Regions from separate parts of the Mus musculus genome. Here all the other regions are linked to region 1. The links are chromatin loops, found by intact Hi-C in ENCODE. Cell type or tissue: left cerebral cortex. All regions are shown on one strand. Region 1 overlaps Gas7 (growth arrest specific 7). Region 2 has its middle 57 kb from the start of Gas7. Region 3 overlaps Gas7 (growth arrest specific 7). Region 4 has its middle 110 kb from the start of Gm40029. Region 5 overlaps Gas7 (growth arrest specific 7).

What was found. Peaks named below come from ENCODE experiments on the same cell type or tissue, not always from the same donor. Only the 100,000 strongest peaks of a DNase experiment are listed, where the experiment ranks them.
Region 2: a loop joins it to region 1, with 2.1 times the contacts of the local background. A loop is called at or near these places in 2 of 42 quality-filtered maps.
Region 3: it touches region 1 in a loop (2.4-fold over the local background); 7 of 42 quality-filtered maps call a loop at or near these places.
Region 4: a loop joins it to region 1, with 2.0 times the contacts of the local background. A loop is called at or near these places in 2 of 42 quality-filtered maps.
Region 5: it touches region 1 in a loop (3-fold over the local background); 3 of 42 quality-filtered maps call a loop at or near these places.

Annotation. Positions count from the first base shown.
Region 1 is chr11:67,593,098-67,598,097 of GRCm38, forward strand. The region is part of intron 1 of Gas7 (growth arrest specific 7); the gene reads left to right. Among named protein-coding and RNA genes, the nearest start is that of Gas7, 9.1 kb to the left of the region's middle. In left cerebral cortex, no CTCF peak of the experiment used is centred here; DNase peaks (open chromatin) are centred at 2,899, 3,329, 3,907 and 4,465; H3K4me3 peaks cover 2,110 bases; H3K27ac peaks cover 3,123 bases.
Region 2 is chr11:67,526,828-67,531,827 of GRCm38, forward strand. It overlaps a transcript of Gas7 not described here. Among named protein-coding and RNA genes, the nearest start is that of Gas7, 57 kb to the right of the region's middle. In left cerebral cortex, a CTCF peak has its summit at 2,101 (motif pointing right); a DNase peak (open chromatin) is centred at 479; H3K27ac peaks cover 481 bases.
Region 3 is chr11:67,645,791-67,650,790 of GRCm38, forward strand. All of the region lies in intron 4 of Gas7 (growth arrest specific 7), which reads left to right. Among named protein-coding and RNA genes, the nearest start is that of Rcvrn, 47 kb to the right of the region's middle. In left cerebral cortex, CTCF peaks have their summits at 2,187 (motif pointing left) and 4,724 (motif pointing left); DNase peaks (open chromatin) are centred at 2,169, 3,096, 4,275 and 4,630; H3K27ac peaks cover 2,735 bases.
Region 4 is chr11:67,455,335-67,460,334 of GRCm38, forward strand. It overlaps a transcript of Gas7 not described here. Among named protein-coding and RNA genes, the nearest start is that of Gm40029, 110 kb to the left of the region's middle. In left cerebral cortex, a CTCF peak has its summit at 3,006 (motif pointing left); DNase peaks (open chromatin) are centred at 482, 976 and 3,000; H3K4me3 peaks cover 2,534 bases; H3K27ac peaks cover 1,453 bases.
Region 5 is chr11:67,662,132-67,667,131 of GRCm38, forward strand. It overlaps Gas7 (growth arrest specific 7), which reads left to right. Exons shown (of 14, transcript NM_001109657.3): 7 at 1-35; 8 at 3,257-3,331. It also overlaps a transcript of Glp2r not described here. Among named protein-coding and RNA genes, the nearest start is that of Rcvrn, 31 kb to the right of the region's middle. In left cerebral cortex, no CTCF peak of the experiment used is centred here; DNase peaks (open chromatin) are centred at 801, 2,341, 2,985 and 4,220; H3K4me3 peaks cover 188 bases; H3K27ac peaks cover 4,431 bases.

The DNA.
Region 1 (5,000 bases):
AAAAGGGAGAGGGAGGCATGGAGGGAGGGAGGGAGGGAGAGAGAGAGAGAAAGAGAGAGAGAGAGAGAGAGAGAGAGAGAGAGAGAGAGAGAGAATGAATACATATGCCACCTCTTAAACATCCCACCCTCTCAGTGTTGTTTCACCATAGGACTGTGGTAACAGAATAGGGGACAACCCAGAGCAGAGAAAAGAGAAGAGCAGGACACTACCTCTGCATCTCTTGCCTCTTGATACTGATATTTTCTGGTATTAGTTGAAGTGATTGTCACACATTTTTCATCCTCTATATAAACAGCAACTTGCAAACTTCAGTATGTACCCAAATTTTTAATTATGCATATACTTAATTGCATACATGCCTGTGTGCATGTGTGTGTGTGTGTGTGTGTGTGTGTGTGTGTGTGTGTAGTGCAGCACAGTGCAGTGCAGTTCATATGTATGGGTATGAGTAGGGAGGTCAGAGGACATGTTTTCCAAGTCATTTCTTGACTTCCACCTGGTTGAGGTTTCTTTTGTTATAGCCACAGACCTGCATACTTCACAATTGCTGGTTTTCTTGCTTAGAGTTTTATTGCAGTGATAAAAACGCCATAACCAGAAGGAGCTTGAGGAAGAAAGGGTCTGTTTCATCTCACATTTCTGATTCATGGCCCATCAGTAGAAATCAGGGCAGGATCCCAAGGCAGGAACCTGGCAGCAGGAACTGAAGCAGAGGTCATGAGGGAGTGCTGCTTACTGAACTGCTCCCTATGGCTTGTTCAGCCTGCGTGCTCAGACAACGCAGGATTACCAGCCCAGGGGTGGCACCATCCACAGTGACCAATAGTCAAGAAAATGCCCAACAGACTTGCCTAGAGTCCAGTTTCATGGACCTTTTTCTTAGTTGAGAGTCCTTCTCAGAGTCCTCTAATTTGTGTCAAGTTGCTTGCTGTAGAGTTGACCAACACACTGGCCCATGAGCTTTTGGGCAATTCTTCTGTCCACGCCTCCCACCTTGCTGTAGACTATAGATGCATGCCACCACATCCAACTTTTTATATGGGTTCCTGGGAATAAACTTGGGTTGTCAAACTTGTGTGGCTAACACACTTAGCAACTGAACCACCTCCCTGGCCCTTTCAGATCGTTCTTATACATAAGTGCACATGTGTGCAGTTGTACTGAGCTGTGCGTAAGTGCACGTGTGTGCAGGTGGACTCACCTGTAGGAGCACATGTGAGGGCTGGTATCCAGGCGTTCCTATTTCAGTGCTTCTCCGCCTTGTCTTTAGGATCTGATTAGCTCACACATGGGCCAGGCTGTCTTCCTAGCCAGCTCCTGGGATCTTCCTGTCCCCTCCAAGTGCTGAAATTAACTGATCTGCCACAGCTATGCTTGCCTTTTACAGGAGTTGTAGGGATCTGAACTCAGGTCTGCGTGCCCACACAGCAAGCACTTCACCCACTGGGCCATTTCCCATCAGTTGTTTCCAGTGATCGACCTAGGTCCCTTTGATTATGACTTCCTCTTTCTTCATATTAATTTCTCCTAAATTCCCAGACATTGGAGAGCACCCTCCAAGCACCCTGTGCCCACAGGTTCCAGCACCTGCTCACTGGGAATATTTAGGAGGGAAATTGTGCTTCCACTGAACACAATGGACTTTATCATCACCTTTCCTAAGCAGCTTGCATAGCTCTACCATATTCACATTGTTTTCATTGTTTCTTCAGTGGCGTATTCTTAGGAAATATCCACTTTTTGCGGGTGTTTTTGTTTGAGACAGTGTCTTGCTCTGTCGTTCTGGATATCCTGGAGCCTCTTTTGTAGGCCAGGCTCAGGTTCCTAAGTACTGGAGTTACAGGCATAAACCACGGTGCCTGGTGTAAATGTCCTTTAACGTATGCGAGGGGATACATGTAGGTTATGGTGTAAATGCTCTGTAAAGTTAGACAAGGAGATCAAGCATCTGGGAATTTAGATGTCTGTGGGGTTCTGGAATCGGGTCCCTGTGGACAGTGAGAGACAGTTTCTTTCCCTTTGCTATGGAAGAGACAGAAGTGACGTTCTGAGAGTCTTTGTTGATGACCATGTTTCTGTCACTTTTTCTCTAAGAAGAAATCTTGGCTTTGTGCAAACTTCTAACCCATAATATGCTAGAGGTCTCTTTTGTCTTCCTTTAAAAAAGAGGTCCCACTGTATAGCCTAGGCTGGCCTTGAACTCAGGCATCTTCCTGCCTCCCCATCCCAGAGCGCTGGGATTACAGGTTTGCCCTATGACGCCCAACTAAAATCCATTCTGCTTTTGTTTTGTAATTGCTATTTTATCTGTTTGAGGCAGGGTCCTGCTATGTAGCTGAGGGCAGCCCTGAATGTGCAATTCTTCTGCCTCAGCCTTGATGAAATGGTCATCTCATTTCTGTTTGAAGCTCGGTTTCCAGCATTCATTCATTCATTCATTCATTCACTCATTCAATGTTCCAGGCGGTGGGCTGACACTAAACTGAAGAAGAGGAGTGTGTCACTGCCTTCCTGACTCTTCTCTGTAGTTTTGTTTCCTTGTTTATGGGGATGTTAGCTCCCTGGGCTCCTTCTTCTGGCCAAGTCTCTGAATTATCAGCTTTCAGAAGAACACGAAGACAACCGCACCAGAGTCCAGCCTAATGCAATGAAAATAGACACTCTCAGAGGCACTGTGCCATCCTCAGATGTACCCTGCTTCCTCCACAGCCCTCTCCCATGACTTGCAATTTCTGATTAGATAGAGCTGAAGGAACATTCGCTTCACCAACGAGATAAAGAGAAGATGTCCAGAATTCTTGTAGAGCAAAAGTTTGAAGCTGGCAACATCATCATGGAAGGCAGGGCCACCATGGGTAGCTAGCATTGTGTGGGAGTCCTCCTACCATGAACAGGTGTCCAGGAGAAAGAATAGCCCAGTTAGTCTATTTTTGTTTGTTTGAGAAAGGGTCTCAATATGTAGCCCAGGCTGGCCTTGAACTCATGACTAGTGCCTCAGTGTTCTAGGTACTGAGATTATACCCAGGTGTGACCATCACACCTGTCCCAGATGAGACTTGGTCTTCCTAGTGTCTCTTTGCTCCCGTGGCCCTTGCTGGTTATGGAAATGGTTGTAGAGGCCGCTCCTGACATCATGTTTAGGATTACTCAGGGTGTGCTAGCAATAAACTAATTGCTAGTGCCTGAATCCATCAAGCGGCTTCCAGCCATGTCCTGGCTACTTCTGGATGTCCAGCTGGCTACATGGTTGGGAAGGAAGAATGTGCTGGCAAGTCGTTTGTGGAGGAGCCTTCAAGCAGTGCCAATCACAGCGCTGGGCTCATTAGCAGTCATTGTCATGGCAACGGGTCTGCCAGAAAGTGGCTCGTTAGGCTGACAACTTCAGAGGTGTTATATATAGATCTGGGGGGTGGGGGGAGAGGGGGTGCAGAGCCCTGTGGATATGCCTTTCTTTAGAGCTCCCATTGCTGCTGGGTTTGGGGTGTGAGAAGACAAGGAAGTGGGGACCTTAAAACTCACTGATCCGCTGCTAAACCAAGTGTCTGGAGGCCACCCGTGAACACCTGCAGGTAGCATTCGCTCACTCACTGCTTCAGAAGGTAAGAGGCAGGTGCTCCTAGAAGCATCCCGCAGGTGGAGATGGTGTCCCAGGATGAACTTGAATGTGAAGAGTGGAGGAGGCTCTGGGGAGCTTAGTAGAGGGGTCGGAACTTACTGGAGGCTGTAGATACAACCTCGAGTCTTTCTTTAAATAGTCTGAGGAGGGCATGGGGTTAGGGAATAAGATCCGTCTCTTTCATAAGTAGCTGTACCACTCAACACTGCCTCTTTTACAAATCGTATTTATTGAAGTTTTAGATTCCCTCCTGGTGTCTATTTCAGAGGTGATGGTTTCTCTCAGTTGCTCCCACTAATGCCGTATCGGAGTAGCTCTGGAGCGTAGTGAACCAAGGACTCAGGATGCAAACTGCCTTGATCTGGTTGGTGGCAACCAGCAGGGGTTTAGCATGTGCTGAGCTGCTGGCCACGCTTGGTTTTTGTTTAGGGTATTGTGTGTTTTTCTGGATTTTGCTTTGCTTTTTTTTTTTTTTCTGTGTGTTTGGTGATTGATTTTTATATGGTTTCTTTGGGCTTCTGTTTACTTGAGACAGGGACTTATTAGGTAGCCTTGCCTGGCCTCAGACTCACAAGGTAGCCCAGGCTGATGCTGAGTTGACCATCCTCCTGTCTCAGCCTCCTGAATGCTGGGATTACTGGTGTGTACCATCAGGTCCTGACGGAGCATTTCTTTTTGAACTTTGGGTGATAGCCCTTACTTGTTTGCTTGCTGTTTTCCAAAAGGAGTCAGTACCGCCATTAAGAGGAATGCTTTATTTTGTGTTTAAAATAAGGAGACTGGGGAAGTCAGCCGGCAGCCGGGGAATGAACGTGACGTCTGGGTGAGGGTGGTGATATTTTTGCGCATCTCCTGGGAAGGCATATGCTCCTTTGGAGACTGTGAGACAAGCAAGAGGTTCAGGCCTGAGTTGTCATTCCCCTTGTGGGAGTCGTATCTCAGGTGGACAAGTGCTGACATGGAGCTGAGTGTTGGCAGGAGATGGGCTGAAGGTAACTTGGCATCAAGTAACTGGGCAGAATTTTCTAGAAGCAAGCTAATTTTAGTTGGTTGGTTTGATTGACTGACTGAGTGATGTTTTCATGTTCTTGGACTGAACCCAGGGTGCACTAAGTCTGTGCTCTGCCAGAGCAATACTCTCAGCCCCAAAGCAATATTTTAAAGTCATTTTGGTTTAACCATTTAATTACCTGTACAATATTATGAACATCATTAAACCCCTGACTGTGATAGACCTTACTTAAAAATAGAAATAAAAGCATCATTTATACAGACATCTTATAAAGATATGTACTAAAGACATTTAGGGGTAGGAGTCATTATAGATGTGCAGAAATCAGACCTACACTCAGATCTCTGTGGGAACTCTGCTAGACTAGGG
Region 2 (5,000 bases), 66 kb before region 1:
CTAAACTCCTGCTCTCAGAGAAGCACTGTTTTTCTCCAAACTGTCAACTCGGGCCTTGATTCATGTCTTTCCATTTGGGTTAATGTTTTCCACATCGAAGTCTGGCGATTAGTAGGTAGCCCATTTCTAGCACCACCAAAATCCAAGTGCCCAGTGTGGGCCTGGCACAGAGAAAGAAGACAGACAGACAGACAGACAGACAGACAGACAGGGTAGTGCGCTTTATTCCTCAAGCCTGTCTGTTCTGCAGCTGGCTCAGCTCTGGCCTCCTCACTTCCAAGGCAGGAGCCCAGGGAAGATGCTGCTTGCCACTCTCCTGCCATTTCCCTCCCCTTGAAGGGCACACATCTCACAAGGGTGTGAAGAGGTAATTGCTTCAAGCCTGTGACTACCTACTGAAGAAGCCAAGTGTTAGCAAGTGACAGGCAGTTGGAGGGTGTGGAAAATGCTGTCTCTGTGGCTTTAAAAGTGTCACACAACTCTGTGTGTGTGTGTGCGCGCGCGCGCGCAATTGTGTGTCTTTTTTTTTCTTCTGAGAAGCATAATATTACTGTTGTTGCTATGGTGTTGTTGTGGGGGTGGCTAATTGGATACAACCCCATCTGATGTAGGCTAGTGTCTAGTGTCCATAGCAACTATCACATGGCAGCCATGAGGACTCACTTTGATTCTCTTCCCTGCTGTGAAGATAGCAGGAGATCATTCAGGGGTGGCTGTCTATGCTCTGACTGAAGTGTGGTGGCACCCAAATCAGAAACAAGATCACAAGGCTGCATTCAACTTGGGGGGAAAACATTCCATGGTCATTTCCCAAACTCAACTACAGCCCAGATTGACTGAGGAAACTTGTCTTGAGGGGCCACAGGTGATAGGAAATGGCATCCTAAGCAAAGACAGAAGTCCTATGTCTGCAGAACACCCTAGGGGCTCAGAGCCTTGTGCAGATACCACCTTTCCAATGAGACAACAGCATTCATGGCTTCAGTTCATAAACACACGTGCAGAAGTCTCCTGATGGTTCCCTCCCCTGAAAGGGGGTTCAGCCCTTAGAAAATTAGCCTACACTGGAAAGATCATTAGGGGGGAAATATATCAGGAGAGCCCTCACCTGAGTTACACCTACCATCAACAGCTCTGTTTTACTATAAAGGCTCTGTTATTTCCTCTTGAAATTGCAGCAGTGACAGGGAGCTACCACCCACTGCTACTCCCCAGGATGAGAGAGATCAAAGTACACATTACTACCAGCCCAGGGAAAGATCAAGGTGAAAAGTCTCTGGATGCAGTTTCTATTCGATGTACAGCACCACATACACTGAATGAATAGATCATGAGATAGAGATAGAGATAAAAATAGAGAATAGATCAATAGATGATAGATAGATAGATAGATAGATAGATAGATAGATAGATAGATCAGAACAGTGCAAATCAAGAACTAACTATACTTCTGTTAATTTTGCACTCTTTGTCGTTGTTTGGTGTTTTGTGACAGGGTCTCCCTCTGTAGCCCAGGCTTACCTGAAGTATATTATACAGTTCAGGCTGCCCTGAGTTCATGGCATTCTTCCTGCCTCGGTCCACGCTCTACGGTGCCAGGACTACAGGTGCAGGCTACTACATCCAGCTTAATGTTATATGTATTGAACAGTAATATTTGCTTGAAAAAGAATCAAACACTATCGAGTGAACGTTGTTTTTCCTGCAACCCTTGTCCCTACCGTGTCAATTTCCTCCCAGACACCAAACAAGGTATTGGTTTCTCTATTTTTTTTATTTTAAAGTTAAAAACATTTACTTAAACAATTTTAGAACTGTGTGTGTGCACACACATGCATGCATGTAGAGGCCAGAAGAGAGCATTAGGATTACCTGGAGCAGAAGTTACAAGAGGGTTTGAGCTGTCCTTAGATGGGCGCTAAAAATTGAACTCAGGACCTCTGGAAGAGCAGCAAGTGCTCTTAACTGTTGAGCCATCTCTCCCGTCTTCTTCAAGTTTTTTTTTTTTGTTTGTTTTTTTAAATATTTTTTTTAATTTTGTGGGTTTGTCAGCAAATGTGCATGGTATCCATGGGAGCCACAAGAGGGCACTAGATCTGCTGGAACTGTAGTTAGAATGGTTGTGAGTGCTGGAAGCAGAACTCAGGTCCTCTGCAAGCACAGCCAGGCCTCTCAACAACTGAGTCATCTTTTTGTTCTCCCCTAGCCAGCCCAAATATTTCATTTCATTCTCTCTCTCTCTCTCTCTCTCTCTCTCTCTCTCTCTCTCTCTCTCTCTCTCTCCCTCTCTCTCTCTCTCTCTGAGATAGGATCTCCTTATGTAACTCTGGCTGTCCCGAAACTGCTATGAAGACCAATCTGGCCTTGAACCCATGGAGACCTGTTTGTCTCTGCCTCCCGAGAGTTGGGATTAAAGGCATGCATTGCCATTTTCCATTTAGAATTATGTTATTTAGTTACTTTGTGCATGGGTGTGGTGGTAGGGAGGGAGGGTTCCCACCCTTGCTCTGGTGCTCAAGTAGAGGACAGTGGACCAATGACAGACTAGCTTCTCTCCTTCCACCATGTAGGTCCCGAGTATCAAGCTCTGCTCATCAGTCTTGGAGGCAAGGGCCTTTACTTGATGAGTCATCTTGCTGGAGTCAAGTCACTGATCTCTTGTAGGAATGTCTACACATAGTGTAAGCATTTGTAAATGTCTTTGTTCCTAGAGATGTCCACACATAGCATAAGCATTTGTAAATGTCTGTGTTTCTTCCTTCCCTTTAGCTCAGGTGTCTGTATCCTTAACATGGGTTTTGCCTCTACACTGCAACCGTGATGATTCTATGTTATTTGCATGTTTGGGGAACCAAACCCAAGGCCTTGTGCATGCTAGGCAAGCTAAGCTCATCCAGCTTACTTTGTAGCTGAGGCTAGCTTCCAACTCCCGGTCCTCCAGCCTCCACTCCTGCTGAGAAAATAGGCATGTGCCATCATTCCACCTGGATACTGCAGTTTTGAAATTATACAGTGTGTCCTGGAGTTTAGCTACCAAGTGTCTGTTCAATGCTTTGACCACCTGTTTCCTGGACAGAGAAGGAAGTTGCCTCTAATCACTCTCCAGCACCAGCTATGGATAGTCCTGTCCATCCATCCATCCATCCATCCATCCATCCATCCATCCGTCCGTCCATGCATCCACATCTGGCTGAGTATCTTGGAAGGGTTCTTGTCTCCAGTAAGACAAAGCTAATGGACAATATAGCCCTAATCTGTGGGAAGGCCCTTTCCCCCCACAGCCTTGCAGACATAATGAATTTTCAGGTTTCAAAAACTGTTTGCAGAAGCTTGGCTTTGCTTCTGCACAGTTCCTCTGTCCTGCCTCTCTAACACTGTTCCTACCTTTCATGGGTCTTGGCTTGATTCAGTTTGGCTCCTAGGGACTCTCAGAGGACCCTCTATCCTGTAGTCTTTTGCAGACTTGATGAATCCCTCTGTAGGCCAGTGGATAGTCTCACATGCTGCCTGGCCCCAGGTGAGGCCCTTTTAAGCATTTGCATTTATGATTTGTGATAACGTCAGCAGGCTTCCTTTCCTATGTGCAGCTCCTCTTATCTTCCCTACTTCCTCTCTAGTCTAATCTCCATCTGTACACCCACACCCGAACATCTCTGCTTATCGAATCCACGCTGTGTGTTCGGCTTCTCACCCATCAAGGATCCAGGGTTTTCAGTAAAAGTCATACTCTGGCAAATGCCTCTTGACTCCATTCCTAGGGACACGTGCTCAAGAATGAATTCCAGGGTGGATTTGGGTGTGGTGGCATCATTTCTGTCCTCTTAAGTCTTTCTAGTCATGGGGCTGGAGGTAGAGCTAGAGCCTGGAATGCTAGAGAGATGCCTTAAGCCGGCACAGCCCAGAAGAGCTTCCTGTGGCAACAGAAACCTTCTGTTTGTGTCACTACCATGTGCTTGGTCACACTGGGGACATGGTAAAAGGGACCGTGGAAAGGGGTCTTCACATTTATTTAATTTGGATTAACTTAGGTTTAAATAGCAGTAGCCATATCAGATATAGCCCAGCTCTAAGGCATACACGTTTAAGGACAAGAATAGGACAGTAAAAGCCTTTTAGTGGGGCCAAGTATGGTGGAATACACATGTCTTTAACCCAACACGTAAGAGTTGGAGGCTAGTGCATCTCTGTTTACTCAGGGCCAGCCTAACTTACATAGGGAGTTGCAGTACAGCTAGGGTTACATAGTGAGATCTTGTTCTCCAAAAAAGGAAAATAAAAATAATAAATAAATAAATAAATTAATTAATTAAAAAGGGGTCTCATGTAGCCTAGGCTGGCCTCAAACTCTCATGTAGCTGAAGACAATCTGAACTTCTGCCTCTACACATATGCATTGGCACGTGTGCCCTCCCAAACAAACAAAAACAAATAAAAACATTTAAAAAAAAAAGAGGAGCTATGTAAATTTCCATAGAAAGGCCATAAACTTAGTGGCTTAAGCAACACATTTCTCCACTTATAATTTGGAAGATCTGAAGTCTGAAATGGCTCTTGCAAGGTTAAAACCAGGGTGTGGCCAGGGCTGGTTCATCGTGAGGCTCTGAGAACATTCCTTTCTTTTCCATCTTGCTCAATTCGTGATTCCTCATCATGTGTCTTTTCCTGCCATTTCCTGTGTTCTTTCCTCTCAGGACTTGGTCTTCCTGTTAGAAGGGCCTTTTTGTTTAATGGTGGTGCTTAGGGTTGAACCCAGGACTTCCTAGGTGCTAGGCAAGCACTCTGCCTCTGTAATGCCTCCCAGGCCCACTTAAGACTCTTTTGCTTGCACTTAAGAACTTCCTGGAACTATTCCATGTAACTCTCCATCTCAGAATCCCTGACTTAACACACCCTTTGCAAGTCTTTTAAAAAAATTTAAAAAAGAAATAAAATAAAATATAGTCAAAAAAAAAAAAAAAGAAAGTCTTTTCTGCCATATAAGGTTCTGGTTAGGAAACTGA
Region 3 (5,000 bases), 53 kb after region 1:
GAGAGAGAGAGCATCCACAGGTATGAGCATCCATTTATGTGTGTGTATGCATGTGTGTGCAATGTGTGTGTGCATGTGTTTGCATGTGTTTGTGCTTGCGTGTATATGTGTGTGTATGCATGTGTGTGTGTGCGTGTGTGCAAATATAGGGTATTCAGTTTTATTTAGAAGAAAGAAAGCTGTGTTTATGAGAAGAAAGATGACCAGATCATCTGTGGTGACCTAGCTGCACCTCAGACTGAGTTTCTGCATTGGAGACATTTGGTGGCATCTCTGATTTTGAGTGTTACCACCAAAGAGGGGATGTTGGTGCATGTGGAAGATGCAAGGGATGTCACCCACTGTTGTGCAATGCAGAATGGCTCCTACAACAAGGAATTACCTAGTTTGAAAATATGAATCTCGTTAAGGTTGTAAAAGCATGATCAGAGACTGAAAGTAATTTTACTTTCTTCAAGTTTTCTAAAAATCAACACATTTCACTTTCTATAAAAGACAGATATACTTTTTTATTTAAGAAAATAGGATGCGGCTGCTGGAGAGATAGCTTAGGCTATGAAGTGCTGATTGCACAAGCCTGAGGCCCCGGGTCCAATTTCCAGCCCCCACATAGAAGTCAGGCCATGGTGGTGATCTGTAGTCCCAGAGCTGGGGAAGTGGAGACAGGAGGATCAGCGGGCTACACTGGTCAGCCAGCGTAGTGCCCGTGGTGAACTCTAGGGCAATGGCAGACGCTGTCTCGGGAATGAAGAAGAGAGTGATTGGGACTGACCTCTGCCACACCTTGTGTGTGCTCACATATATGCGTGTGCATAGATATATCACACACACACACACATACACACACACACAACTCCACACATACTACACACACACACCACACATATCATACCACACACACACACCCCACACACACAACACCACACACACTACACATACACACACACACAACACCACACACACTACACACATATTACACACCACATACACACACACATACACACCACACATACACACCACATATCACATACCACACACACACACATCACACATACCACACATATACACTATATACATATACCACACACCATACATACCACGTACATACACCACACATACCACATATATACACCACATACATACACCACACACACCACATAAAAACACTACACACACACCACACACATATACACACCACATATACACCACATACATAAAACACTATACATGCACATACCACACACAGATGCTACACACCACATACATACATACATCATACACACATACACATACATACATGTACACATGCATGCACACAAACCAATACACGCACATGAACACACATAGTTGATAAGGGATGTGTGGTACTGGGTTTCCAGGGAAGGCCAGCTCTGAGCCCCAGGTTGGTAGACAGTGGCTACAACACACAGGCAGGTTAGCATAACATTCGTTTTGGATGATAACCCTGAAGTAAGACCTCCTCAGAGAAACAAAAGTCAACAGTGTGGTACGTGGCAAAGGTAAATCTGCATCTGCCCGCTGCATCCGGAACTGTAAAGTAGATCCGTTAGGATTCTTTCAGGCTATGAACAGACAACATTTGAAGAGGAAGCCGCTGGTTTTTAAGCCCAGTGTGTGAACTGCTGAGGCTAATTATCAAAAGTGCTCTACCAGCTAACCATGAATAGGTTGAGAGAGTCTCCCTTAAAAGGCAGCAGGGCCCAGGCAATGCCTGAGCACACACAGCATTCTTCAATACACAGGGAGATTTACTCTCCATCCCGGGCTGCCAATCATAACTCACGATTGTTCTTGATAATATCTTAAGACTGAGACGTGGCTCAGCGGCGGAGTAATTACCTAGTGTGTTCAAGGCTCAGGGTTTGGTCACTAGCATGTGTGTGCCTGTGAACAATGATTAAATATGAGTGAATGAAGGGCCACGTAACCATCGAAGAGGTGGGATTTGAGGCCACAATGGCCAAGCCCAGATTTGCGAAGAGCCTTATTGATTTCGCTCTCTTTGAGAGGGCAAATGGGAAGGCATACAGGTAGCAGGAAGGGGCAGGCACACCTAATGTCCCTATCAGACTGAGCGTCCTGCTTTTTCCATTGCCCAGTCTTTTGAGAGCTGGGTGGATGGGCACTGGTGGTGGTGGTCTGGTGCCTCCCAGTGGAAAACTTCAGTACTGCAGACATCAAGGCGGCTGCTGCCTGTGTCCTGGATAAAGGGCACCTTCCTGGTTGGGAGATAGCCCGGGAGTCAAAGGCCAATAGCCTTAGAAGAAACAGATCTTAGATTGCACCTTCTCTTCCTGCCCACCATTACTTGGGCTTTTTTGTAATCCATCCTTCCATCAGTCTGGCTTCCTGACTACCCCAAAAGACACAAAAGGAAAGATGGGACACTGGGGCTCCTACAGAGTGTGTTGAAGAAGGTAGTTTAAGTGGAGAAAGAGCTGAGAGGCTGTGTCTCTGCAGTTCCTCCCCAGGCCCCTGGCTTTAGTAACGCACACCCAATCATCGTGTATTTAGGTCTTTGCTAGGCTCTGAGGTATGGAAAGGCTCAGCCCTAGCTGGGGAGGACAATGGGTAAACAGTTGTTTAATTGTATCAGTGGTAAGAACTCTCGGGAGGCAGAGGATTTCTGAGTTCAAGGCCAGCCTGGTCCACAGAGTGAGTTCCAGGAAAGCCAGGGCTATCCAGAGAAACCCTGTCTCGAAAAACCAAAAAAAAAAAAAAAAGATGCTAGGCTGGAGGAGTGGAAGAGGCTACACAGAGGGTTGGTTAACAAAAAGATGGGGGGGGGGGGCTAGTGAACAGTCTTCCAGGGCACAGCATGTAGATGCCTAGAGGCAAGAAGGAGGGTGAAGCTTTCCAAGAACCCACAGACATCAAGTGTGTGTCATGCTGTGACTTACTGAATTGGCAGGTGTGGGAGGGCAAAAGATGCGGCAGGAGGGGTCTGCATGGCCCATCACAAGGAGCCCGGTTTTGTGCCAACAGCGCTGGGAACTGAAGAGGGTTTTTCCTATTCCTCTAGGATTCAAGAGATCCCTGGGGAGGGGCTGCTCGCCTGCGTGTCATGGAGTTGCTCACAGCTTAGCCAGTAGTGTGTGTTCTTTGTGGCAGCAGAGATGCTGGGATACAGCCAGGATGTGGGAGTAGCAGTTCAGCCAAACGGGAGGAGAACTAGGCAAGCAGTACACAGATCAGGAGGAGCATGGAGTCTCTGCTCCAAGGATAGCCTGGGCTATGTAGTGAGCTCTGGATCCAGAAGGAAAAAAAAATTCTCCAGAATTATATGCAAAGGGCAAAATGTAAACGTGTCTGTTGTAGGACTGTGTCAACTTACAAAAGTCAAGGGCTTTCTGTGACAGGGACCCACGGACCTAGCATCTCATTTCAGTGAGCGCTGGCATTAGGCCAGTGTTGGTTCATGAATGGTCTCATCCTGCCTCGACATCCCCACCTGTACCTACAGCAAAACTCCTGACTTATGGATCTAAATCAGTGGTTCCCAACCTGTGGGTTGTGACCCTCGGAAAGTACATATTTCCAATGGTCTTGGGAACCCCCAAACACACATTTATTTTTGTTGCTACTTCATAACTGTAACTTTGGTACTGAGCACTGCCTCAGCTCCTAAGACCATAGGTTACTAATGCCCTAAATATAAGTATTTCTAATTGTAAACCAAGTGGAAAAGGTATCAGAGTACCATTACAGTACCCCAAAAAAACACAAGTCCAATAATATTATCTATCATGTGCATTCTAGATTCTAATTCTTTAATGGTCCCCCAAATGCCTTTTATACCAGCTTTTCTCCCCAGGTCAAGAGCCATTCAAGTTTTTGATATGAAAACGTTGATTACTTTGCCTCTTTAGCCCTGTCTATCATTGTCTGTCCGTCCACCTCTCTCTCTCTCTCTCTCTCTCTCTCTCTCTCTCTCTCTCTCTCTCTCCTTCCTTTGTCTGTCTGACTGTCTATCTACCTCATCATCTCATGTGTTGAGATGCAACTAATTATTATACACTTCCATCATTTAAAATACAGTCTGGGACTACAGCTCAGTAGGTTATAAGGGGAGTGATCAACATCCAATCCCCAGGAAGCAAAGAGAGGGAGGGGGAGGGAGGGAAGAGGGAAGTGGGGGTGGTGCTCACCAAGCATTCTTGGTTGTTTTTAGAGTGCTCCTTGTGTGCATCTTGCATCACAATGGATTGTAGAGAATTCACATCCCTCTAGGCCTCCCCCAAAGCCATGGGCTGCTACTAGCCTACTTTCTGACTCCAGACTTTTTTTTTAAATGGTGCTTTATCTACAAGCAGGTCGGCTCTATGCAGTTCTTACTGGCTGACTGCTTTCTCTCCGATGTTTTTGATGTCTCTGTTGAGTGTGCTCAACTTTGATTCCCACTGCTGACTTGTATACCAGGAGCCGGGCGCTTTTGTCACCTTGTCTGCTCCAGTCTCTTTGTCTAGGCTGATGCCCCATGGCTTTTCTTTTGCCTGCCCTCACACTGACTTCTAGCTTGTTTTGAAGACTCCAGGTCGTTCCTTGTCTTGTAGGCCAACCTACATTCTTAGTCTGTTTGCTTTCTCATGCTTGGACCTAGGCTTGTCGTTTGACAGGCGTTCTGTATGGGGTGAGCTGGCTGCTTGCTGGCTGTTGCATCTCCAGGGAGGCACACAGTCGCAGGTCTGCCCCCTGTTGGGGAGGCCCTGGGTCACTGTAATAACTACAGATTTTTTTCATTTGTTTCCCTTTCTGATGGATGGGTAGCCCAGGGGACACCAGTGTGACACTGTGACTGTCCTGCCTCCTGACCATAACCACTCTGTGCCTTGAGTATCAGTGAGGATCACAACCGAAGTCCCTTTGACACTGGGATTTCCGAGTGGTAAACTCTATGTAGATTGTCATGGGTATCCTCCCGGAATGGTGTGTTCCCTCTGACCGCTGTGGAGTGACTCCCTTGTGGTCATTATTACTAT
Region 4 (5,000 bases), 140 kb before region 1:
CCCGGCCCGGGGGCGTCGCCGCTCGCTCTCCGGAGCCGGTGGAGCCCACGAAGCCAGCTCTGCTGGCGAGCGTCCGCTTCCCTGCAAGCAGCGCGCGTGGCTCGGCGGCCCGGAGACCCCTGCGCAACCCCGCCACGGCGCGCGCCCAAAGCGCGGGAGCCCGGAGCACCGGGCGCCTGGGACCCCGCGCAGCCGCTGGCCAGCCCGCGGGGCTCGGCAGGGATGCGGGCTGTGCTGTGAGACCGGGCGCCAGGGCCATGGCCGGCGCCCGCTGCCGGACCCTGTACCCCTTCTCCGGGGAGCGGCACAGCCAGGGGCTGCGCTTCTCTGCGGGCGAGCTGCTCACGCTGCTCCAGGTCCCGGACGGCGGCTGGTGGGAAGGCGAAAAGGACGACGGGCTCCGTGGCTGGTTCCCCGCCAGCTACGTGCAACTACTAGAGGTGAGAGGCCAGGGCCGGGGTCGGGGACCAGCTACCCTCCAGACAACCCGGCTTTGGGGGACGAAGGGTGCGGGGGAGGGGCTGGGGCGTGGACAGCGTTCTCCTCCTACCCGGCCTCCTGAGCACGTCGTGGCCTCTGTGGGGAAGCGAGAACTTGTTGCCTGTGCGAGTTCTGGAGCAAGCGGGCGCTCTGCCGCGGAAGACAGGGGCCACCAAGGGACTGCCGAGCCAGGTGGTCTTGGCAAGGCGAGAGGGTGATGGGGGTTTGGAAAGGTGGCCCCACAATTCCGCCTCTCTGGTAGACTAGCGGTCAGTCATGCTGACCAGGGACAGGTCGCCTGGCTGCCTCCAGGCGCCCACTTGCCGGACTGCTGAGAAGCACCAGTTAGCAATGAGCTGGAGCAGAGCAGCAGGCTAGACCCGTGGATACAGCTGGACCCTAGGTAGCCTCCCATCCTCTAGGATCAGTACCCTAAAGTGCCTTGTTCTTGGGGATCTGGCTTGGTCCCAAGGCTTCATAGGACTGCTGAGCCAAGTCAGCTGGCTGTTTATTGTCTGGGTGACAATTGCGAGGCCTCTTTGGCCTCTAATCACTGAGCTCATGGTCACAGTCTGAGTGAAAGCCCAAGTTTCTAAAGTCCTGTGTGTATGTGTGTGTGTGGTGTATGGTGGGGTGGGGTAGTATTTTTCAGTCTTTACTGACAGGCTGCTGACCCCAGGATTGTCATAAATGCTAAACTAGTCCTCACCATCAGTAATGTGTGTATTCTTAGGTTTTGGTAAAACCCAGCCTAAATAAGGGACCAAATTTATTTTTTACTGGGATCTATTTAAGAAGAGAGTAGCAAATTTTGAATGAAAATGTTACATGCAACTCTGGCCCACGGTGAGGTGGAGAGATGGTTGTACAGTGGGCAGGCCTGACAAGTGTCCAGTGGCAGCAGCATCAAATGTCTGTGCAGCCTTCGGAAACACATGATGCTTCTCTCTGGTCCAAGAAACAAACTTGCTCTAAATGGACCAAGGCACTCCTCAAAATGGACTTGGTAGTATTTCTAGGGGAAAGGCTGGGATGAGCTTCCTGGGGTCTTAGCAGAGGTGTCTCTGGAAGCTCATGGTGTGCTCTGAGAACCTGTGTCAGCAGGAGAGGCTCGGGCTTGGTTCTCTGCTTTTCCAAGTTCCATCTCTGAGAGCTACATTAAAAACAAAATTAATGGAAGTATCCTTTGACAGGGAAATCTTGAGTCTCCTGGCAAAAAGCTCTCTGAAATGCATGTGTGAGTTCTTTTGGTAGCCACATTTCCCCAGGAAATACTGATGTGGAAATTTGCCTGGTGATTGTCTGTCTAGGGAGGAGTGTCCCTGACTGGATTCAGCCAGCTGTTTTGGGTGGGGATTCCTAAGAACAGAGTGCCCCTGCTTTTCAATGGAGCATGAACAGACCCAGAAGACAGCAGAACTATCCTCTGTGTTGGCCTGGGTGTGCTTGTGGCATCCGTTAGCACTTATGGAGCTAAGAAGTCCCTGGTACCTAAGGACTTTTCAGACACCTCCAGTCTATTAATAGCACCTCAGTGCTACCAGGAGGACCCTCCAGTTGTACCTACACAAGCCATGTGGACTGTCATCAATTTCCTAACAGCTCTGTGAATGTCTAAGAGCTGTCCTCCATATAGGAAGCTTTATTCGACTTGAGCCGCAGTCTTGTAGCTAAGGCTAGCTTCAAATTTGCAGTCTTCTTGCCTCTGCTTCCAAGTGCTGGGATTCCAGGCTTGTGCCACAGTATCTGGCACTGTCCTCGGTTTTACAGACAAGAGAAGACACGACAGCATTCGAAAAGCATGTCTGTCACCTAAGGAGTCACGTTTGCCTGTTAGCCTAACAGCTCAGGTGGCTGAATAAATTCCTTGTGCATTTTGAACCCCAATCACCTGGACTAAGCTAAAGGAAGGGTCAAGAATGATGTATGTGGAGATGGCGGGCATTGCCCTCCAGTTGGTATATTGGTAACAGTATCCTTCATATGACCTGAAATTCTGGGGCCTAAGAGTCGATAGCTGTATCCTGGGACAGCCCGGACCACTCCTGCTGCCATCTCTGAAGTCTGAATCCACTCATAACCAGCTGATTTCCCTAAAGGTGAGGGCAAGGGTGGACCTGTCCCTGCTGCCCAAGTACTGACTAGGATTCTCTCAGCACCAACATAGAGGTTCGTGGATCCAGTTCTTGGTGGCTTGCAATCTCCCATGAGAATAAGCTGGACCACTAGGCAGAGGGCTGGGAAGGGACAGAGGACATGCTGTGGAGTCTCTTGGGGTGGGCTGAGTTTCATAGACAGGGAGGAAAGTTGAATAGCAGTGGGTAGCGTATGAAGTGTATGACTTCTGAGACTACAGAGTCTGGCAGCTGCTGGGAGGCAGAGGAGGGCCTGTGGACTCAGAAGCTGGTTCTGCTGTAGGGGTAGAAGTCTGAACAGAATGGACCTCATCAGCCTCCCTGGAAAGGGATGGGGTGACAGACAAGCAGCTGAAGAACTTGGTATTCCTCACAGTGTTCCTTTCGCCCTCTGGTGGAAAGAGGAATAAAAGGAAGTGTCTTAAAGGAGGATGTGAGATACTGACAAGAATTCGCAAAGTGGACTCTCTCTCTCTCTCTCTTCCTGGTTCTGACAAAGGATGGGAAGTTAGAGGCCAAACTTGGCAGGAAACACTATGGAGGGGAACTGGGAGCTGAACTCAGAAAGGACTACTAGATCTGCCTTGGAGATAGCCAGCTTCAAATGAGAGCAAGGATCAGGAGGACCTGGTCATTGGGGGCAATCTCTTTGGTCAAGACTCACGGGAACTGGAAAAATGATAGAGTGGGTATCTGGATGACGAAAGATGAACTCTAGAGGACCTAAGCCAGGACAGAGAGATAGAGGACCCAGGAACCCTGGCCCCAGGAGTCCTGGTTACTCAAGGTGTGGCCAACCCTTTAGAGGGCACTTAGTTTCCCCAAAGATATGAGGTCTAAGATAGTTGACTTCCCATTGCTGTGTCAAGGCACTGAATGATAGCATTTGCAAGTGGGAAAGATGTATTTTGAACCTGGGCTTAAAATTTTCAGTTTCTGGTCAGCTTTTAGTCCAATAAATTATGAGTATGTGGTAACAGAGAACGTCTCATAATGTCCAGGAAAGGAAGGGGATGGTGTTTTAATTCTACCACCCCCTACCAAGACCTACTCTCCAAGGGCTCCATCACTTTCTAGGAATTCCACAGGCTGGTTACTGAATCTTTAGCATATGGGAACCTTTCAGATTGCAACCATAACCAGACCTACCAGCCAATACCCAAAGCTGGCTTTGGTGTGCAAAGACCCTGGGATGAGAGCATCTAGAGAAGCCTTTCCTGATGTCACCTTCAGCCACATAGAAGGGGAGCAGCAGGGAACTCCACTGACATTGTCTGAGAGACATAATAGAAGAAGAATGGATGGATGGGGGAGATGGGGCCAAGCTGGAGACTAGAGAGTACATGTCAGACAAGCTCCAGGCTAGGCTCTGGATCACCTTATAGATTTGTGGACCTACACAATGGATGATTTCCACCAGCCCTCAAGGGTGTAGGCACAGCTCCAGGGGAAGAGAGATAGAGGTGGGAGGTGGGCTCTCTATCCCAAGGAAGACTTGTAGCGTCAGGTGTGGTTCCAGAGTAGGCACAAAGGCTGGTCAGGCCTAATAGACTCAGGGATTCTTTGTGGTCTGCTCTTTCTTTAGGTAGAAGTCAGGGACCTAAAGGGTGGTGTAAGATTTCAGTAGAAACACCCGGAATTCGGGGAGATAATTTTACAAGGGTGATAGGATTGGAATACAGACACGACAGAGCTCTCCTTTAGGTGGTGCTGAGGTCCACACAGGCAGGTTGTAGTCCTGAGAGACACTGCTCAAATCGTGTCCTCAGATGTCTGTGTTGAAAACCTAACACTCAAACACAGCAGTATCAGACGGTGTTAGGTTCTGAGGGTTCCACCCCCATGAATAGATTAATGCCAGTTATAAAGAGGCCTGAATGTCTATAGTTTGAGAGCTTGCCCTTCCTCTCTCTGCCTTTTATAATGGAGTGGTGCCATAAGAACTCAAAGATGCTGGCAGCCTCCAGAGCCATGAGAAATATATTCATTTGATAGAACACCCAACTTGTGGTATTCCCTTATAGCCATTCAAAATGGAGTCAGCCTCACACACAGACTTCATTAGTGCTTGTCCGTGGGACAAGGCGGGTGCAGAGGGTCGATCCTTGAACTCCATCTCCTCTCTTCTCCCTCTTTGCTCACCCGAGGATCATGTGATCACATGACAGGAGGTTATAAGGATTAGCTTATAGTAGGGATTGATGGACTGTGCTGAGGATAATGAAGAGATGGATTTTTCTATTGCTAGGTAACAGAGCACCCCAGAATCCGTCCTATATGATTGAGTGGCTGGAGCTCAGCTGGGCGGGGCTTCTGTTGGTTCACCTTGACAAATTCTATGCTACAAGCAACTTGCAGTCAAATGGCAGAGGAGGGTCAAGTCCT
Region 5 (5,000 bases), 69 kb after region 1:
ATGCAGAAGGAGATGTCCGAGTTCATCCGGGAAAGGTGAGCTCAAGGCCCGTGAGGACCCACCCTGGGCCCTAAACCCCAAGGGGAAGGATGGCTTGCCATGCTCCGCCCTGGGACAGATGTGGCTAGCAAATGTGTGGTCTAGAGACAGATAGTGTTTCTAAAGGTTTGAACAAATTTACAGAAATATTGGTACAGGGCTGCATGCCTATAATCCCAGCATTTGGGAGGTGAGAGCAGGAGGTGAGGAGTTCAAGGTCGTTATCAGTTGTATAACAGGTTTATGGCTTGTCTGAGCTGCATGAGACCTCAAATATATATAACAAATACATACACATAAATCTATAAATATGTAAATATAACAAATGTGTGTGTGTGTGTGTGTGTGTGTGTGTGTGTGTGTGTGTGTATCACATTAAATCCTGGAAGCCTGGCATCTCTTGGTGCCTCCATAGCCCCTATGCCACAGTTGGCTGGAGCTGAGTAGCCCCATGCATGGGACCTGTGTCCTGTTTACCCCAGTCCACACCTCCCCACTGCTCCTGACTCGCTACTTTGTTCCTTTACCCTCATGGGAGTCACTGTCCCTTGTCACAATCAAGAAGAGGAATGTGACCTTCCAGGTCTTTTTGTTTTACTTGAGACAAGGTCTCACTGTGTACCCATGGCTAACCTGGACCTCACCCTGTAGACCAGGCTGGTCCCAGACTCAGAGATGAACCTGCTCTGCCTCCTGAGTGCTGAGGCCAAAAGTGTACGCCATTTCTAGCCTTCCATGGCTTCTTTTAATTAAAACTGTTTCCCAAGCCAAGGGAGAGAGAATGATCCTCCCACCCCATCCCTGCCTCTCGGGATTCTAATGGCCCTGTGCCTGCAGAACTTGGTGGTAGATGAAGATCCAACAGTTTCAGCTCATGGAAAATAGAGAGAGCTGCAGAGACGTCCCCAATTAATCCCCCCTTCTCTCTGCCTAAGTTCATGTCTCAGCATTACTGCACACCTGCACACCTGCACACCCATGCACACCCATGCAGAAATGTACCTATTCTCTCTCTCTCTCTCTCTCTCTCTCTCTCTCTCTCTCTCTCTCTCTCTCTCTCTCTCTCTCTCCCTCCCTCCCTCCCTCTCCCTCCCTCCCTCCCTCCCTCCCTCTCCCTCCCTCCCTCCCTCCCTCCCTCCTTCTCTCTCTCTCTCCCTCTCTTTCCCTCTCTCCCTCTCTCTCACACACATACACTGGCATCTAAATATCTTTGTACCTGCACAGCCATGCATCAAATCCCTACACAACTGTACATCTGAGCACCTGGATACCCACACACCCTTACATCTGCACCCCTACATCTACACCCCCACATCTGCATACCTGTATGACTGCATGTCTACACACTCATGCACATGTGCCTATATCTCTGGATATCTGCATGCCCTCATCACACCTGCACACTCACATATCCCAGTGTTCCCACACCTCACACTTGCACACCGAGCAACTGTACATCCCTATGCACAGACAGCCGCACGTCCATGCACCTGCACACTCACGGGCCTCTATGCACACACACCTGCACATGTATGTTTCTGCATACCACAACCTTGTGTGCCTACACTTACACACCCATGTGCCTGTACACTCATGTGCCTGTGCCTCTATACCTGCATATATGTGCACACATGTACACACTTGTACACTTGCATATCCACATCACATACCCAAACATCTGTCTACACACACACACACACATGCACACAAAACATATTTTTTTTCACAAACTTATGCACAACTTTCCAACAAGAATTTCTGAGACTTTCTGGGAATATTGGTTGCAAACAGCAAACATCTTTTTAAAAGTATTTCTTCATTATAACACTAGTAATCGGGTAATAATGCTTTGGCGTTTTTAAAGCCTGTTTTTCCTTAGGAGGCCTATTTTCCATTTGTATAATCAAATCTTTATTTTATGACCCATTAAACTAGTAGGAAATTGGAAAGCTGCTTTGTTCAGATGTGAGAAAACAGAAGCATAAAACAGACAAATAGAAAGCAATAGGAGCCGAAGCTTCAATATGCATATGGTTTACACTCATAACAGTGTCCCGTTGGCAAATGATGGTCTCTGCCATCATGGGCCACTATGATCATCTCTGGGATCCAGTGAAGGGAACTCAAATCCTTGAAACCTTTCTCAGCCCATCATTGGTGCTCTAGGGGAAGGCTGTCAGAGGCAGGAGAGCCAGGCTGCAGGGCTGGGAGAATACCTGGCCAGCACAGCCCTTGCAGTTTGCTAGGCTGAGGGAAGTGGGTGGGATGTGGAGATGGTACAGGCTGGTTCACAGCAGAGGCTCAGGATGCAGATGGTGTGTGCGCCTCCCTCTCCTGGCATGCGCTCTTGGCCTTGTGACATGATGAGATCTGCTTTCTGGAGATCTTGGCCACAGTAGGAAGGTGTGGGGTACCCATCCACATAGTCGGGGCTAGAGGCAAAGGTGGGCACCTGAAGAGAGACAGTGGTAAAGGATGGAGCTGGGTCAGTGTGAAACTCAGGAGCTTGCTGACAGGCTCCAGGCCGTGGTGCAGACCATTCAGCAGATCTGTGTAGTCACCCTAGTGAGTGGGAAGCAAATGGGACTTCTCTGTTTACTGAATGGAGCTGTAGGGCTGTCTAGGGCTCTGCCTTCAGATCACCTCTGGTTGTCATAGCCCAGCTCTGCCTCCCAATGTGCCCCAAGATCCTCTTAGGAGGTGAACATGCTGATGACAACCCACTTACCATGGATGTACCTAGCTGTACAGAATGTGCCCCAGAGAGTTGCCTTGGAGGTGTGTGGAGGGTTTTCCCCTCCTGGGAAATCCAATGGGACTGCTGCTCTGGACACTACCTGGCTCCCATGGAAACACTCGCACCCTTAACAATGCTCGGCAACTTTAGGCATTGTGGGTGGGAAAGTGGAGGAAGATGTTCTCTTCTTGCTTCTGTGGGTGGGGGCCGTCTGGGCATGCGTGAAACCTAGAACTGAGGGATGGAATGTTTGGGGACATGCTGGGCCTGCCTGAGAGTCAGTCACAAGCTTCTCTTGTTCCTGGAAGACTCTCACGCCCAACCTTGTGCTAGAGGTGGTGCTGGTAACAACTGCTATCCCTACAGCCTGGAGAAGGGAGACGCAGAGTCCAAACCATTCCTTTATCCAGTAGCTGTCACTGTTAGTGCCTCCTTTGTCAGTGGGAGCACTGAGAGGCACTGGGCTTTCTCTCTTTGCAGGATAAAGATTGAAGAAGAATATGCAAAGAACCTGGCTAAGCTCTCTCAGAACTCCTTGGCTGCCCAGGAGGAAGGGTGAGTTGGGAGGAGAGTGGAGTTGGGGGGAAAGGGTAGAGAGGAGGATGAGGGGACACAGAGGAAGGGTCCTTGCTTACTCAGCAAAGATGCTTTCTTGGGATGGAGAGAGATGGCTCACTGTGGGGTCTGTGCCTGTTAGTCATCCATAGTCCAAGGGAGGCCCACAGTACTTGAGGTAGGCACTCCGGGCTCAGACAGGGGACCAACAACAAGATGGACACCCATGGCTCAAGATGGGTTTTCATGGCTCAGGATTCAGACTCATGGGTCAAAACTGGTACCCAGAACTAGGAGGTTTTGGCTTCTAATCTCAGCACTGTGGTGGCTGAGGAATGGGGGATTATAAATTTCAGGCTAGTCTGAGCTACATAGTAACACTCTATCACAACCAACAACCCTCCCCTCAAGTACTTCTGTTTATGGCTCAAAGCAGCACTCATGGCCTGAAGTCTGGGTGTCCACACTCTAGCTTTACCCACTGTGCATATTTTTGAGTGATCCAGGGCCTCCTAGGTGCTGGAGCACAGCAGAGACCCTCTGCACTGTGCCCTGCTGCTAGACAGCAGCCTCTGGGTACCCAGTTCTGTTCCCCTTCTTCTGGGTATCGGGCTTGGAGGAAACCGTGTCTGAGAATTACCTACCCAGCCTCTCAGAGTGCTTTGGAGAGCCCCAGGCCAGGCCTCATCTCCCTCTCCGATGGTGACAGTCCAGATGGGGCTTAGGGACACGTTGAACCCTCCCAGCCTCACAAGAATATTCAGTGGGAGAACTCCTGTAGGGATTGATGCCTTCTCTGCTGTCTGTCTGCAGAACCCTACCTCCCCCTCCATGATCTCAAATGACAGCCACTGTGGAAAACAGCTTGTGATAATCACAGAAATAGCACACATCCCCACTCCTTCCTAGGTCCATCCTCAAATGAATCAGAACCAGGGACTCAAACAAGCATGCTCAGAGTCACAAAGACTACGAGGCAGAAACCACCCAAATCCCATCAGGAGGTGATCAGCTGCAGAAGCTGTAGCATACTCACAGTGGATACCCGTGGATGCACAACGGGGTATCATTCACCCATAGAGAGGAATACCGAGACCCTCTACTCTATGGAGGAACCTCAAAAACGCGATGCTGAGTAAGAGAAACCATCCACAGTGGGTCACAGAGTATATCATTCCAGTCCTCTGAGATGTCCAGAATAAGCAAAGCCATAGAGACAAAGCCCATGAGTTGGTGGTCAAGAGGGAAATGAGGAGTGGCAGTTAATAGGTGCATCTTTTCATTTTGAGTGTGTATATGTCTGCTGCAGCTGCTATAACAAAGTACCACAGGTTGAGTAGCTTCAACTATAGGAATTTGCCTGGGCCTGGTGGTACACATCTGTCTGTAATCCCAGCTCTCAGGGGTGGGGGAAGAGGTGGGAAGATCATGAGTTAAAGGCCAGCCTGGGCTACACAGTGAGATCCCTGTCTAGAAAAAGAACAGAGGAAAAAAAAAAGCTTCTATTTTGTCTCAGTTCTAGAGACTGGAAGTCTAAAGTTAATGATCCAGTAGGGTCGGTGTCTGACATGGGTTCTCCCTGGGGCGACGGATGGCTAAAAATCACCTCTCCCCCTCTGTCTGGGCTGGCGTAAAGAAGCGGCCCTACAGGGACAATAATCCTATTGGA